Regions from separate parts of the Homo sapiens genome. Here region 1 is linked to region 2. The links are chromatin contacts, found by Hi-C or POLR2A ChIA-PET in ENCODE. All regions are on one chromosome and are shown on one strand. The core of a region is the stretch at or near the end of the contact, and the rest is flanking DNA. Distances in the headings are between cores, read along the strand shown. Region 1 overlaps SYNE1 (spectrin repeat containing nuclear envelope protein 1). Region 2 holds the start of MYCT1 (MYC target 1).

Region 1 (2,732 bases), core at 162-2,661, 400 kb after region 2:
GGATGACTATGTGTACATATGTGTGTGTGCATGTGTATATGTGTGTGTATATATATGAATGTATGTGTATGTATGTACACAATTATTTTAAAGACATTACAATTTAATATTTTTGTCACAAAATGTGTTCTTTTTTTTTTTTTTGAGACAGAGTCTCACTCTGTTGCCCAGGCTGGAGTACAGTGGCACAATCTTGGCTCACTGCAACCTCCATCTCCCGGGTTCAAGCAATTTCTGGCTAATTTTTGTATTTTTAGTAGAGACAGGGTTTCACCATGTTGGCCAGGCTGGTCTTGAACTCCTGATCTCAAGTGATCCCCTCGTCTCAGCCTCACAAAGTGCTAGGATTACAGGCATGAGCCACTGCACCCGGCCCACAAAATGTGTTCTATGTGCACAATAAATGACAGCCTCTGAAACAAAGAAGCCAAAAAAAAAAAAAAAAAAAGAATAATAGTTTTGTACTTTTAGGAATCATGTTTTGAAATATGTATTTTCGTTTTTTAAAGATGCAATAAAGTATAATTTTAATATTTGATACTTAAAATATTTAAGCAAGAAAGTAAAACTTTAATATTTTAGAATTACCATACTCCTAAAATGAATCTATAGTTACCTTTTTAAGGGTTATGTGCTATCCAGATTATATTTCCAATAAGCTCTTAATAAAATATTTAAAACCTCTATCTCTCATAATATATTTTTTCATTCTTGTCTGCTCAAAAACAAAAACAAAAAAACAATTATTTTTTCAAAAGCAAGTGAAATTAAAAGACACTAAATCCGAATTGCATTTCAAGTTTAAAGTTCTAGTTAAAGCCTCAGCAACATTTGAGACATGATGAAGTGAGCAAGAAAAAATTTGATGAATATACAAAATTTTTTTGGGGGGTCAATCTGCATTAAAAATTGGGATTTCCATATGCAATATCTAGCCTATCTAAAAAAAATTCTTAGAGACATAGGAACAGACAGGCTATTGAGTATGTGACCCTATGTAAAATAAATGACTGTCATCTCTGTTGAATGTACTCAGTAGGGTAAGAGCTGAGCCTTGCATTTTTTTTGGTGTGGTTTTAGCCATCACATGACCTAATTTCCATGGCAGGAACCATCTGGTAAATTTCAGATGCTTTCTGCTTTTAAAGAGAGTTGTCAGTTCCTAATGTTGCGGAAGTTCATGATTCCATATGGGGCCTCTCGCGATTAGAAACCACTCATTCGGCCTCATCCCCTCATTTCTCCTTTTGTACCGACGCGGGGACGCGGGCTCGGGCACTTTGGCTGTGCCTGCGCCGCGCCGCGCAGCCTGCGGTCTGGCTCGGTAGCGAGATGCAGGAGGACTCGCCGCCTACACATCCTGCCTCCCGGGCCCGCGCGGCTCTGCGCGCTCATTGGCTCGCCCTGCAGGAAGATGAACGCTACTACTTCTGTTTCCTTTTGATGCTGCTCTGACACCCCGGTGGGGGAAATGTTTCCTCAGGAGCTGGCGCAGAAAATTAAGGGCTACCAGGAGCAGATCGCTTCTTTGAATTCCAAGTGCAAGATGCTGACGATGAAAGCCAAGCACGCCACCATGCTGCTGACGGTGACCGAGGTCGAGGGGCTGGCGGAAGGGACAGAGGACCTGGATGGGGAGCTCCTCCCCACGCCTTCGGCCCACCCCTCTGTGGTCATGGTAAGGATCCAGTGGGTCCCCGCGGCTTTGCTCTTTGACTGGAGCCTGGCGAGTGGCTCCATGTTCCCTCTCCGTGGCTGATTTCAGGGACCAGCCTTCGATCTTGCAGATTCAGAGGGAGGAACAGATTCCTTAAGTCTCTTTGACTACCGTTGGGCCGGGCCAATCTTTGACACTGTAAACAATGACAGTTAAAATGAAACTATGTGCTCGAGACAGCTGAATTACTTAACATGTCAGAGGTCTACCCTGTATTTGTTTATAATTTCGCAATAATACTGAGAGGCTCTGAGCTTTAAACAATAATTTACTTGCACAGTGTTTTAGTTGTCTGGGGGATGGGAAATTCATGGCATATATATTTAGTTGTGGTCTCCACGCTAACTAGCTAACTACATATGTGCATGTACTCTACTGTATAAATGTGTAATACAATTTAGAAGAACAGCTATTGTTAGAAAAATATGAAAACAGACCGTCTAAAGCTTGGCTTTGGATTAAAATAAATCAACTTTGTTATTTTCTATTCTGCACCACTATTTTCCTATACACTTGCCATCTAAAATGCATTGAGTATTTTGGTGACTATAATGTTTCCCAGTGCTGTGTGTTTTCCCTTATATGTGCTGTGCCTCAGGTAATGAGTAACCATACCTGAGCCCATTTGGCAATAACAGTACTTTGGGTGCATTTATCTTCCTACCATATTTGAAACTTGAGATGTCCACAAAAGACCAAGCTTTATTTCACAGACCTTTTCTCATTTGTATGATTCGTGATTTTTCCAGTTATTTATAAAGCCACAAACTCTCCAAAGAAAGGAAAATAATGAAGTATTTAATCAACAACAAAACTTCAATGTCATATGCACCCCCATCCCTGATTGTTTTACAAATGATTACTAGCATCATATTCTCTTGAAGACAGAACTTTTAAATACTAACACAGGATTAATATGTGAATTCGGGTCCCAGTAATTTTAACCTTCGTTTTATAATTAACTCTGTTTTGGCCTGTGCCTGAACAGGACTTATGTTAACATAGCTAATTGATT
Region 2 (2,784 bases), core at 282-2,781:
TTCTTCTTAATTCTGTTACATAAATTTATTAGGAGCTCACCAATATCCTTCCTTTTCAGTCTTCCAGCAAACATAAATGTAGGTGAGAAAAAAAGAATGAGTTAATTCTTTTTTTTCTTATGCTGAATTTTAATATCTTTTAAAACCAATAAATATTTGTCCCCACATTTTTCATCTAAGAAAGTACATAGGTTAAAGGACTGGAGTGAATTCTTTTCATGCAAATTTCTGTGATGGTAGACATATAGATTGCTGGGAAAAGTCGGCCACTACTGCTCACTGTTTATGTGAAAGTTCCCAAAACCCCACCTTGAATCACAGCAGAAAGTCTGAATTGTACACTGAGAGGATTAAAAACTTGTTCTGGCCATATAAACAGATCTGTCCATATATACTATTTTCTTCATTAAAGTGTTTTTCTGAATTTAATTTAAATTGCCTCCTTTAATATAAAAATTTCCCTGAACCCAAGAGTACATGTCAACTCCCCATGTGAGCCCATCTTCTTTGTACCTCTAACCTGGAGCAACTGAGTTTTGACCTCAGCACAGTCCCATTGTCAACATCAGGGAACACTGGACTGTTAGCTGTGGCTGGACTCAGACAAAAAATTCTCCAAAAAATACTTTTGTATTGTTCTTTCCCCCCAACCCCTGTGATAGGATTCCATTGAATGTTACACGTGATGTTATTTCCACTTAATCTTTTCTACTATAGTTTTCTCAAATTTCATATTATTCCATGTTTTATTTGTTATACTCTAAAGTCATTCATTTATTTTACCTGTGTTATTGCACTTTAAATTCACTCATTTAAGTACAGATGTTATTAGGATTCACTTTGGAAATTAAAGCATATAACATTCACAACATAAGTGAAAATAGCCTCTATGGAAAATCTCAGTTTCATAAAATAAAATATATAATCTATAACCTTCAAACAAATGAAAGTTAATTTTTCCAACAAAATCTACATGCCATATTCTAAGCAGGAATTACCTCCACCTTATGTTTTTTATTTTTATCCTCACTATTTCCTAATTATATTTTGTAACACCAGCCAAAATCTGTACTTAATACCCAGATTCTTCTTGAATATCTTCATAGAACACTATAAAGACAAATAAATATATAAGTATATATTTATATCTATAAATATATTTCTGCTAATAAACGTATGAAATAGATTTCTGTTAATAAACATGAAAACTTTAAGTAATCACATTATAGTAAACAAAATGTCTCAGAGATTTTCACTGTTTTAATAATCACGCAGTGCATTTCTTACATCCTAATTTTAAATTTTAAACAGTAAAAGAAAATACCTTACCCCAAAAGTTTTCTGGCCATGGACTCCCTAAACTTGTTGTGTTATTAGCCATAATATCCACAAGAAATAGAAGAAAGAGAAGAAAAACAGAAAGAAAAACCAGTATGTCGAAAAAAAGCAGTTTGATTCTATCTCTTTGTAGTACAGCAAGAGAAAAATAATTTTTACACAACCCCTCATATACTTGTGTTCGCATAAAAGGAAATAAGTGTATCATGTTTCCTGCTTTTATACTCAAATTAGCAACTGTTTTTCTTATCTTGGAATTCCACATGGTTCCTGAGACACAAAACAATGTCCTTTTCATCATTTCCTCAGCTAAGTTCCTAAGTTCTCTCCTCTCAGCCACCTCCAAAACTGCTTTTAGGATAACAGGGTTGTGTGTGTGTGTGTGTGTTTGTGTGTGTGTGTGTGTGTGTTTCCTCATCCCCTACTGACATGGAAAGGAAGACTCCAAACTCTCAGCTACAGCACCTTGAATTAAATGTATACAGAATTGAGAAATAGACCACGTTCCAATGCTTGAAAATTAAATTTATATAGTAAATTGGGGGAAAGGACTATTCAAAACTCAGATACTTACTAAATTCTTTGTTGTTGTTGTTGTTGTTGTTTTTGAGACTTAGTCTCGCTCTGTCGCCCAGGCTGGAGTGCAGTGGTACGATCTCGGCTCACTGCAACCTGCCCCTCCCAGGTTCAAGCGATTCTCCTGCCTCAGCCTCCAGAGTAGCTGGGATTACAGGCGCGTGCCACCACACCCGGCTAATTTTTGTATTTTTACTAGAGATGGAGTTCCACCATGTTGGCCAGGCTGGTCATGAACTAGGCCTGACCTCAAGTGATCCACCTGCTTTGGCCTCCCAAAGTGCTGGGATTACAGCCATGCGCCACTGCGCTCGGCCACTATATTCTTAACATGTCTGTTTCTCTATTTGGTATACAAATTTTGAAAGTTATTTAATTCATTTCATAAATATCTAAGTGTAATTTATATAAAATTTGTGTTACTCTTTACTTAGTATTTAGTATGAAAAAACAGTTTCTACATTGAAGAAATATATTTAAAATCAAGGAGGGAAAACATAAATGCAAAATTTTTCATTACAAAGTTTGTTAAGTGCTATAACAAAGGGTACAACGATCTCAGGAATTTGTTTTTTATAGAGAAGTTTGAGAACTGATATAGGAAAGAGTTACATGAAACATTTTGAGAAACACAAGTTAGTTAACATTTCAAGAGTCTTTCCTCAAGCTTTGCTTGTTTAGACTGGATCCTCTGAGGACTTTGGAGGCACTGGAAATTGTGAATAACGTGTCAAACTGCACCTAGTAACTGCGCTAAACTGCATTCCATGATCTGGCTTCATCAATCTTTGAGTAACTCTAGCCTGAACTCTTGCATATATCTTGTATTAATCATATTCTAACTTATTAGTCATTAGAATATGACTTAGT

The links. Hi-C counts contacts between places; a loop is a spot of excess contacts on that map. ChIA-PET counts read pairs that join two places held with the same protein, here RNA polymerase II (POLR2A). Pooled maps may share reads with other maps.
Region 1: a loop to region 2 is called in a map of endothelial cell of umbilical vein, with 2.7 times the contacts of the local background. The contact joins the enhancer-like site here to the promoter of MYCT1 in region 2. A Hi-C loop is called at or near these places in 2 of 168 maps with a recorded cell type or tissue (OCI-LY7 and endothelial cell of umbilical vein), 1 of 37 single-sample maps with no recorded cell type and 2 of 50 pooled maps. POLR2A ChIA-PET finds 5 or more read pairs at or near these places in 2 of 52 experiments (IMR-90 and OCI-LY7).

The regions. Positions count from the first base shown.
Region 1 is chr6:152,300,815-152,303,546 of GRCh38, reverse strand. It overlaps SYNE1 (spectrin repeat containing nuclear envelope protein 1), which reads left to right. Exons shown (of 146, transcript NM_182961.4): 92 at 1,484-1,678. Among named protein-coding and RNA genes, the nearest start is that of SYNE1-AS1, 78 kb to the left of the region's middle. RefSeq lists enhancers at 1,098-1,167, 1,318-1,717, 1,768-1,817. Within about 2 kb of position 1,411, at least 35 of the 41 ENCODE cell types and tissues checked have a DNase peak (open chromatin) inside an H3K27ac peak, as active enhancers do; they include IMR-90, OCI-LY7 and endothelial cell of umbilical vein, where a contact is called at or near this core.
Region 2 is chr6:152,696,644-152,699,427 of GRCh38, reverse strand. MYCT1 (MYC target 1) reads right to left here and starts at 1,531. Exons shown (of 2, transcript NM_025107.3): 1 at 1,330-1,531. The coding sequence starts at 1,525.